Linked DNA regions of Homo sapiens: all the other regions are linked to region 1. A link is a contact called in ENCODE Hi-C or POLR2A ChIA-PET data. All regions are on one chromosome and are shown on one strand. The core of a region is the stretch at or near the end of the contact, and the rest is flanking DNA. Distances in the headings are between cores, read along the strand shown.

Region 1 (3,288 bases), core at 789-3,288:
TTATTTAAAAAATTATATGCACGTTCTATGTAGTACCAATATGATATACACATTATAAATCATACATTACTTAGAATAGTGTGTGGCATACAGTTTAAACTACATAAGTGTTAGCTATTATTACTATAGAAAGCAATTTTTAGGAGTTCTAATTTATATTTCCACAACTTATTAGGTCCTCTTGCACAACTCCCTTTGGAGACTACCGATCTAAACTCTGCTTGGCTTTCAAAGGTCTCCATTGTCTGATCCCATCTAACACATTCAACCTCCTTTTCCACTATCCCAGATATTCAGGTAGTCATTTCACTGCCTCTTGAATACCTCATGACTCCATTCTCACCCACTTGTCTTTGCCAGAGGACTTTCCAGATCATAACAGCCCTAAAGAGACCAGTGGGAGCACTACAATTCTCCACTGGTCTTCCAATCATCCCTCAGTACCTCAAATGATACTAATCTTTCCCTTTTATGATTTCCTGTGATACTTAATAGTCTTGCCACACTTAACTATATATAGTTGTCTTACACAGTTCTGTCCTATAGTGTGTGGATTATGTTACATACTAGACTTGCCTCTACAGAATTTACTCAAAAACTTACTTTACCAGACAATAACGCAGAGTGGTTAAGAACACAAGCTATGGTGTCAGTCAGAGGAAAGTAAGTTAAAAGAGGAAAATTAATAAAAATACCTAGAACTGGAGATTGCAGATAGCAGGTACTCAATAAATAGTGATTACCATTCACAATCTACATTACGTCATACAATTGTAATAGTTTAACAAGAACCAGCAAATGTCTTTGCAAAGACATTGTGACTACAAAACCATCCACTATAAGTGATGTGCACCACCACCTTCCCAGTGGTATGCAGGAGTTCTACCCAAGATGGAAAACAAAAAAAAAAGGATCCTCTAAACACTCCTAATTCTTGCCTCAGGCTGAACATCAAGCCTATCTGTGGTGCTTTTAAAAATTTAAGGTGCAAGGAGCTAATCTCACAAATTCTGACTCAATAGCTCTACACTCAGTCCTCATTTCTAATTTTTATAAAGCTTTACGAGTGATTCTGACATGAGCCAATTTTGAAAGCAAATGATATTCTGTAACGACTAAAATACACTAAGAAAAATACAACTTTGGGGGTTTGATTGGAATATGTTTGTGGAAGAGTAGAGGGTGAAAGGACAATGATGAAGTGTAACCGTATTTCTAATTTCCTTGCTTTTTAGTGAGTGGAAGGACAAATGTATGTTTTCAGTTTGAGGAGTGGGAGCAGATCCAATCAGAACAGAAGAGAAACTAAATAATGCTAACAAATTCTAACATAGCCTTCATTCTTCACTTTCCTTTCCACCAAGCTCCTGATTCTTCTCTCCTCAAACATCACTCTCTCCCCCAGACCCCAACGCACTTTGCCGAACACATTCTACATCCGTAGAGACGCTTTTGGGTAAAAGGATGCTTTTACAAATATTAGCTCATTTAATCTTATCAGAGACTCCCTGGTATTGTAATATTATCATTTCCATTGTGCTCATATGAATTGAGACCCATTAAGGGTTTGCACAAGGTCATAAAATCAATCTAAGAAAACCTCTCGCCACTAGCCTTTTTTCCCTCCCTTACACATTTCTCCCCCCGCCCCATACAAATATTTCTCATAACCCTAAACCCTTACAACCATATCAGAATTCTGATTCTCTCGATCCCTAACGTGTCCCCCGCATTCTCCTCTTCGCTTACAGCTGCTTAAGATCTTTTGTCCCCTCCCAAGGTGGTGCACAATTGAATATGTGAGCCGGGGAAGCGGAAAGCGAAAGGAGAAACCAGACTGAGGCAGCTCCAAACCTAGAGAAACCAGAGTGTGCCTAGGAAGTTGGCGTGACCGCTGCAGCACGGTGCCACTTCCAAAACCTTAAATCCCCGTCTCGGAATCCCGACCAGGGGCCGCCGTTCCCGGTAACACTTACGTGACATTGACAGGACCCGGACAACCCGGGATTGTGCGGCAGCCGCCATCTTTTCCCACAATCCCCCACGACAGCACTCCCGGCTGACTACGGCTGCTAAGCTGGGTCAAAACTTACCTTTCTCGCCTGTCTGCGCAAGCGCTAACCAAGAAACGACGGTTTCGGGTAGATTGTTGGTTAAGAAGAAAGCTGGGAAAGTGAAGGAGAGGGGGAAGAAAGGAAGTGAAAAGACTTTGGCTGTTGGAATCTCAGATCTGGAATAGGCTGTATAGGCTATTTATAATCTCTAATTGCCGAGGAACCTGAAGTTCAGAGTTAACCAGTGACTGACTCAGGACATGCAAAATGGCAAGACCCGAGGTAGAAGAGCTCACCTTTCCTGACTCTCAGTTTCCTGTTCCCTGAAAATGTAAGCTAAGCTGGCAGCCCTGGTGAGTCCGGAGGAAGAAGGAGGCGTAGCCCTCCGCGCTCAGGAGATCCAGGGCCCAGGAGAGAGAAAAGGGGGGACAAGAACGAGGGGAAAAGTGGAGAAGAGAAACCAAAATAGGGTGTGTCCCAAGTAAATAAATGTGCGTCGAGCCCGCCAAGCACATTCTCTCATAGGGACCCTTGCGCCTGCTGTTCGCGTTTCCTGGAATGCACACTCAGGTGTCTGCACCAGCTCAAGTCTCTGCTCAAAAGTGACCTCTTCGGATAAAACTTCTCTGACCATCCTATCCAAGGTGGTAATTATTCCACCAATTTTTGGTTTAAGTTTATATACCAAAGCACTTATCACCAACTAGCATATGAATCTAGGAGTTCTTAACCAGAAGTGTGATTCATGAGTGGGCTTCGGGAAATCTGTGAACTTCCTGAAATATTATGCAAATTTAGTGGCCATGTGTGCCATCTGAACATCTGTCTAAGGAGAAACTGCAGATGGCTCTCTCTAGCGCAATGGCTTGTAATTTTTTCTTTAACTGTGGTCACCTTTGAGAATCTGCATTGTTCTACAAAGAGCCATCTAGAAACTGAGGAAATTCCAGGTTAGACTAAGCGCTTGGATTTTAAAATACTTTATTCTGGTCAACCTCTCCAGATTGCTGGGTAGGAGATGGCAACCAGTGATCCTGTGAAACATACCTTAGGCTTATCAGAAAACCACCTAGTTTGGGGAGGGCGGGTTCTTTCTAGACTTGGTAATCCTTCCAGTGCTTTGTTTTTTCAGGAAAAGTATGTGTTTCTGGGATAGACAAAAAGGCCTGTGATGAGTAGGGATGTAGAAGTTGCTTATTACTAGGCTTGAAATCTTGGCTGTTTCCACTCTATC
Region 2 (2,965 bases), core at 385-2,884, 540 kb after region 1:
GGCCAAAGAGATCCATGGGCATCCGTGTAGGGAGTGCCAAGAAATTAGGATTATCCTGCCTCGGCGCCCAGCCAAGGTTAACAAGCTTTATGGTCTGTTCGGCAAACCTGAGGGGACCCGGTCCTCCATTGTGGGATGGGAGTTGAAGGAAACAGTGTTCAGGTCTGGCCCAAGCCAAAACCCATCTATTGCAACCTACCATTTCTTTTCTGCCTACTTCTTCTATTTACTTTTTCTGTTGTTGTTGAGACCAGGTCTTGCTCTGTTGTCCAGGCTGGAGTGCAGTGGCACAATTATAGCTCACTGCAGCCTCAATCTCCTGGGTTCAAGTGATCCTCCTGCCTCAGCCTCCCGAGTAGCTTGGGACCACAGGCACATGCCACCACACCCAGCTAATTTATTTTCTTTTTGTAGAGACAGGGTCTTGCTATGTTACCCGGGCTGGTCTGGAGCTCCTGGGCTCAAGCGATCCTCCTGCCTTGGCCTCCCAAAGTGTTGGGATTACAGGTGTGAGCCACTGTGTCTGGGCACCTTCTTTTTTTTTTTTTTTTTCTTTTAAAGAAGGCTATTAAGTGTCCAGTGCCTGGAAAGTTCCTTTCTTTCCTGAATTAATATACCAAATTAGTTCCTGCTAAAGTGTTAATGACTAACCCCAGTTTCACTTCTTGTCAGCAATCTGCCCTCCTCCATAAAGGGTTGAATAAATAGGACTTTTAGACATAAGTGACCGAGTCTGTGAGGGAGTAAATTTTGAGCAGGGGGAGCTCTCACGCAGGGCTCTCCAATTTACACTGCGGAGGTAGCTTCCTTTTCCACCTCTGCAATAAGCCAACCAACCCTACAAATATCTGGTAGAAAGAAGGGCTGTTCCAGTGAAGAGTCAATTAGTATGAAGACCGCCATCTACTGGCAGATGATATCTACTGGCCCCATTGGTGCGCTAGATAAGTTTTGTCATTGCAGGGGGTTTCCCGATTGGGTTGCTTGAATGCTGAGAACCAGTCCTCTCCCCCATTCCTTTTGCCTAATTTCCCTTTTACATTATTGCTTTGTTACTTTGATTCCTCAACATATACAGTATTTCACAGAGCCTTTATGCTACAGGGGATCTTTGGAGGGTATAACTGTTGTGTGTCATTAACACTTTAGTATAAATTAACTCAATTGACTACCACTAGTCCAGAAGTTGAGAAATTCCAGTTTGTCCCCTTTTTTCTCCCTTTCTTCCTCTCTTTCTCCTATCACTGAATATAGAAGTCAGGCTCAAAAACACATCTTAGCTCTGGAGAGGAAAGGACTTCAGGACATTTTCATTTACCAGAAGACAGCTGTGGAAGTTTTAAAACGGTATCAGCACACTGGCCTTCCTTACTCCATCAAATCTCATGTGTGCCCTTCTCGGAGTCTCTAAAACAAATGCAACTCCAGGAAGTCTCCCTAGTCTCTGAGATCCCGTATTTCCAGTTCCTTCACCCCTCTAGCTGTCTGCCCCATCTTTTTTAACAAGAAGCGTAAATATCTCCACTGTATTCTTATGCACATTTCATGTGTGGTGCGTCTGTTTCATGTGTGGTCTGTCTGGCCTCTTGTCATGGGCTGTTTACTTCCTGGAGGCACTTTGGTTTTTCTTTCTCAGTATTTCACCATTGCACTAAGTCTAAGTTGTGGCACTGATCACGGTATGTGCTGCCTGCACATTGTGAGATGTTCCGTGGTCAGGGTTCGAGCAGTGGGGAAATGGTGGCTCGGAAGGTCTTGGTGAAGCTCATAACATGTTCTATGTCTCTACACACCTATTTATAGGTGTGGTTTGCAAGGAGGGGGTATTAGAACCACCGTTTACAACCTGGAGTGTGAGTGTCCCTGAAGAGACAGGAAGACTTCCCAGGGGGTATTTGGGCATGAATTGTTTCAAGGCACTCCATTTCCAGATGCTGAATGCCGTATCTGCCCTTCCCTGAACTGATCTAGCAGACAGTGCACCTGCAGCTGGGGGGTCGGGCTGGTTCTCTGGTCCTGCCTGCCCTTTCTCAATAGCGCTTTTCCCACTTTACAAAAGGAAAAAATTCTGTTAACTCTCTCTCATCCCAAATCTTACTTACTATGGTGCATTAGGCCAAGTGTACAAACTTCCATGGCATCCAAAAAAGGACAACTGAAAATATTAATGAAGGCAACATAAATCTCTAAGGTTTTGTGTCTCTCTCTGTCTTATACATACGTCTGTGACGGGCAAAGCATGGAATTAGACACAGGGCAAGATAGGTTGTGTGGTAAGGCAAAAATATGATACCAATATTTGTCTAATGAGTCCCCTCATCCTTCCCCCAAGGATTATCAAAGAACATATTGCCATCATGCAAATCTCATGAAAATAAAATAAGGTTAGTGAAGGTAGGAAGTATTGAGGGTGGTGGCACATTATTTCATCCCGGTGATAAATTCATGGTACAGCTTCATGCTCTATCAATATCTATCTATCTATCTGTCTGTCTGTCTATCTATCTATCATCTATCTATCTATCTAATCTAGTATGTCTACTATCTTAGAATTAGAATGCAGAATGTTTGTCTTGGGGACATATATTAACTCATTGATTTGGCTTGAAAAATGAAAACTGGACGAGCACGGTGACTTATGCCTGTAATCCCAGCATTTTGGGGGGCCGAGGCGGGCAGATCATGAGGTCAAGAGATGAAGACCATCCTGGCCAACATGGTGAAACCCTGTCTCTACTAAAAATACAAAAATTAGCTGGATGTGATTGCTTATGCCTGTAGTCCCAGCTACTCAGGAGGTTGAGGCAGAAGACTCACTTGAACCTGGGAGGCAGAGGTTGCAGTGAGCCGAGATAGTGCCATTGCACTCCAGCCTGGCAACAGAGAGAGACTCCGTCTCAAAAAAAAAGAAAAGAAAAAAAAAATGAAAACTAAGTGTTTTGGTGGGGGACAAAGAATAAGTCTA
Region 3 (3,373 bases), core at 150-2,649, 620 kb after region 1:
GCAATCTCAGCTGGTAGGCTGTGGATGGCCTGATTTACAACCAGTTTCAGAGTTTAATGAACTCTCAGGTCACCTTTATCTATATAAAAATAACAACAAAAAGACCCCTAGTGCTATGCAGTTTTCAAAGCAATTACTCACACATTATTCCATTTCATCGTGGAGTGTCAGAGTTGTAAGGGACTTTAAGAGGTCAATTAGCTTAATCCCTCATCCTGCTGCAGATGAAAAGGAGACTGAGAATAGGCAAGTGACTTGCCCAAGGTCACACCCCTGTGTTAGCAGCACAGTGCAATGCTCTTTTTTACCAAACCACACTTCTCACACACAGAAGTAGCCAGTGCTCCAATGGTCTCTTGATTCAGAGCGCTCTAAGAGTTTCACTCTGCCTGGATTTCAAAGCCCTTCAAAGGAGGGAGGGTGGTGCCTGCCTTATCTTTCAAAGATTCCCAAGCGCAGAGATTCTATGGCATCTCTCTGGTCAACTCTTTTTTTTTTTTTTTTTTTTTTTTTTAGACGGAGTCTCACTCTTGTTGCCCATGTTGGAGTGCAATGGTGCAACCTCGGCTCACTGCAACCTCCGCCTCCCAGGTTCAAACGATTCTCCTGCCTCAGCCTTCCGAGTAGCTGGGATTACAGGCAGTTGCCACCACGCCCGGCTAATGTTTTGTATTTTTAATAGAGACGGGGTTTCACCATGTTGGCCAAGCTGGTCTCGAACTCCTGACCTCAGGTGATCCACCCACCTCGGCCTCCCAAAGTGCTGGGATTACAGGAACGAGTCACCGCACCCAGCCTCCGGTCAACTCATAATTTGCTGCCACAGTCGGCTAATCTGGTCTTCACAGTATTGTATCCCCATTACCAAGAGTGCCTAAGCTATTAACCCACCAGTAACAGGTGCCAAATTGCCTCTTCTTCTGCACAAGATGTTCGTTTAAAATCAAATTGCACATAAACCCCTCCAGTCCCAACTCACTTCCCTCAGCCCTCGGCCTTTTTTGGTCTTCTTTCCCCTTGGTGCTCCCAATCCTGCCTACTGGGCGTCTCTAAGATGACGTTGGGAGGGGAAGCTGGGTGGCCTGGGGGAGCAGCTATGGAGTTGTGCAGGAGCAGGCGGGCAAGTCACAGGGCTTTATCCACCCCGCGCCCACAGGCCCCAGGAAGGGGTACCGCGATCGCCTGATGTCACTACACTCATGGACTCTTCCAGACCGGCTCTCTCATCTTACAGATGGGGAAACTGAGGCCGGGAGTGCAGAAGGGGCTTGCCCAAGCACGTTAGTAAGACTAAGCTGGGAGAACACGCCAAGTTTCCACACTCCCAGGCCAGCTCACTTCCTCTACTGTCCGCCTTCCCCTTCGCCCATGAGGAAACTGAAGCTTAGGGAGGTGGAGAGATGACCTAGAACCGCTCGGCTTCCCCAGGCCGGGTCCAGGAGCAGAAGCGCGGAGAGAGGGGAGAAAGGGAGGCCGGGACCGGGCACAACTCCAGGGGGCACTGCTCGCCCCGCGGTCTACGTGCCCCCCGGCCCTTTGTGCCCTGCTGAAGTTGGGGAGAGGGCGCAGGGAAGAAAGGGCAGGTGCCCTGACCCTCCAGAAAACCAGCCCCTCGGGGCCGCCCAGAGTCGGGGAGGCCTGGCCCCCGGCACTGCCCACGGCCTCTCCTCCGGGGAGACGGGGTCCGAATGCCTTTCCCCATTCAGCGGGATTATCCCTTTTGAATTGTTTAAAAAAAAAAAAAAAAAGCTGCAGCTAGCGAACCCTGCCTGACAACACCGAAGGAATTTTTCCCAGGGATCGGCCGAAAGCTGACTCACATTTAAAGGCTTGCCCGAAGTGGTCATGCCCCTCTGAGCAAATACCACAGGCATGCGAGCACGCGTCCGCGGCCTCCTGGCGGCGCGGCCTCCGGGCGCGGCCGGCGATTGGAGCAGCGCAGCGCCCCTTCTCCCCCGCGCAGCCAATCGCAGCGCCGCGCCTCTGGGTTGCTAGCCGGGCCGCCGGGCGCGGGGAGGCGCGGGCGGGGAGTTGTCCCTGCTCGTTTCCCGGCCCCGGGCGGGGGCGCGGCGGGCGGGCGGGAGGCTCAGGCAGTGGGTTTCGGCAAGTATGGCCCTGGAGGGAAAGCCAAGGAAAGGGCTGAGCCACCTACGCCGCAGGCCCTTTGAGCCCCGCGGTCCCCCTCCGGAATGTGCGCGGCGGCGAGAGGCGCTCGGCCTGGGCCCGGCTTGGAGGCGCATTGCTGCGCATCTTCCCCGGACCGCAGGAGCCTGGCCTGCGAGCCACCCTCGCCTGCCTCAAAACTCCGACGCCCGGCAGTCATCTCCTGGCCACTCCACCATTGCAGAAGGCAGCGGGGGGAGGGGGGCACGGGCTCATAAATCGCGGAAGAGCAGTCAGAGACCCTAGTTCACAGCTACATTACAACCAGATTAACGTGCGATCCTGGCCAAGGCTTCTCACAATTGTAGTTCTGGTGTTTTGGGGTTTTTTTCTCGTGTTTCAAATGAGAGGTTTGAGCAGGATCATTAGAGTCCTTGGCGCTAAGATTCAGGTTCTTGTAAGAACCGAGATCCAGTTCTTATACTTCAGCCCCAAACGATTTTCCACGCAGCGGCCCAAGTGCTTTTCTCAACATGTAAATGGCATCATGTCATTCCCCCACCTTAGTACCTCTGAGCATCTCTGTCCCTCTCCATCCAGCTTTATCCCAGTGGTCTTTCTGGGCTGCTTGAAATTACTGCCCCTCTCCCCCAGCTTTTTCCTGCCTCAGGCCTTTGCGCGTGCTGTTTCCTTCACTATCTCTTGGCCAATTCCTAACTCATCCTTCAGGTCTCCGCATAAATGGCATTTTACTAGTGAAGCCTTCCCTGTGCCCCAATCTGAATGAGGTCCCACTGCTACTCCCACGTGACACCCTGCGGTTTTCCATCATGCCTATGTTAAAAGCTGTAATTTTCTAATTTTATTTGCTTACTATCTCTTCCACTAGAAAGGACAGAGGCCACTTCTATTTTGTACCCCATCAGAACAGTTAAATTATCCCCAGGTAAGTAAAGAATTATCATACCCATTTAACAGATAAGGTGGTGGAAGTTGAGACAGGTTAGATAACTTACCTAGGTTCAAATAGCCAAAGGTGTTAGAACCTATGGGCTTCTACTTCTGTCAGGAAATTGGATTATAAAATAATAGGCCTTCCAAGAAATAGCAAATAAATTGCTAGAACAGATGGCTTTAGCACTTTAGATGCTGTGGTTTTGCCCCTGCCCTTCAGGACTCTTTCCATACCAATGAAAGTTCTATTCCTTTATTCATTCAACAAATATTTATGGTGTATCTATTATAAGCTAAGCAGCACAATCGTAAACAA

Evidence for each region. A loop is a pair of places that touch in the nucleus more often than their neighbours do. ChIA-PET counts read pairs that join two places held with the same protein, here RNA polymerase II (POLR2A). Pooled maps may share reads with other maps.
Region 2: a loop to region 1 is called in a pooled map, with 2.9 times the contacts of the local background. The contact joins the enhancer-like site here to the promoter of NDUFA9 in region 1. A Hi-C loop is called at or near these places in 2 of 37 single-sample maps with no recorded cell type and 6 of 50 pooled maps.
Region 3: a map of CD8-positive, alpha-beta T cell shows a loop between it and region 1 (23-fold over the local background). The contact joins the enhancer-like site here to the promoter of NDUFA9 in region 1. A Hi-C loop is called at or near these places in 1 of 168 maps with a recorded cell type or tissue (CD8-positive, alpha-beta T cell) and 5 of 50 pooled maps. POLR2A ChIA-PET finds 5 or more read pairs at or near these places in 1 of 52 experiments (K562).

Annotation. Positions count from the first base shown.
Region 1 is chr12:4,647,864-4,651,151 of GRCh38, reverse strand. NDUFA9 (NADH:ubiquinone oxidoreductase subunit A9) reads right to left here and starts at 2,038. Exons shown (of 11, transcript NM_005002.5): 1 at 1,977-2,038. The coding sequence starts at 2,025. It overlaps AKAP3 (A-kinase anchoring protein 3), which reads left to right and starts at 2,101. Exons shown (of 6, transcript NM_001278309.2): 1 at 2,101-2,407. RefSeq lists enhancers at 1,613-2,268, 2,137-2,346, 2,627-2,676.
Region 2 is chr12:4,105,505-4,108,469 of GRCh38, reverse strand. LOC124900317 (a long non-coding RNA gene) reads left to right here. Exons shown (of 4, transcript XR_007063173.1): 4 at 1-2,965. Among named protein-coding and RNA genes, the nearest start is that of LINC03141, 95 kb to the right of the region's middle. RefSeq lists enhancers at 646-705, 793-1,087. Within about 2 kb of position 1,634, at least 3 of the 41 ENCODE cell types and tissues checked have a DNase peak (open chromatin) inside an H3K27ac peak, as active enhancers do.
Region 3 is chr12:4,029,962-4,033,334 of GRCh38, reverse strand. No RefSeq gene overlaps it. Among named protein-coding and RNA genes, the nearest start is that of LINC03141, 20 kb to the right of the region's middle. RefSeq lists a silencer at 1,934-2,173. Within about 2 kb of position 1,399, at least 21 of the 41 ENCODE cell types and tissues checked have a DNase peak (open chromatin) inside an H3K27ac peak, as active enhancers do.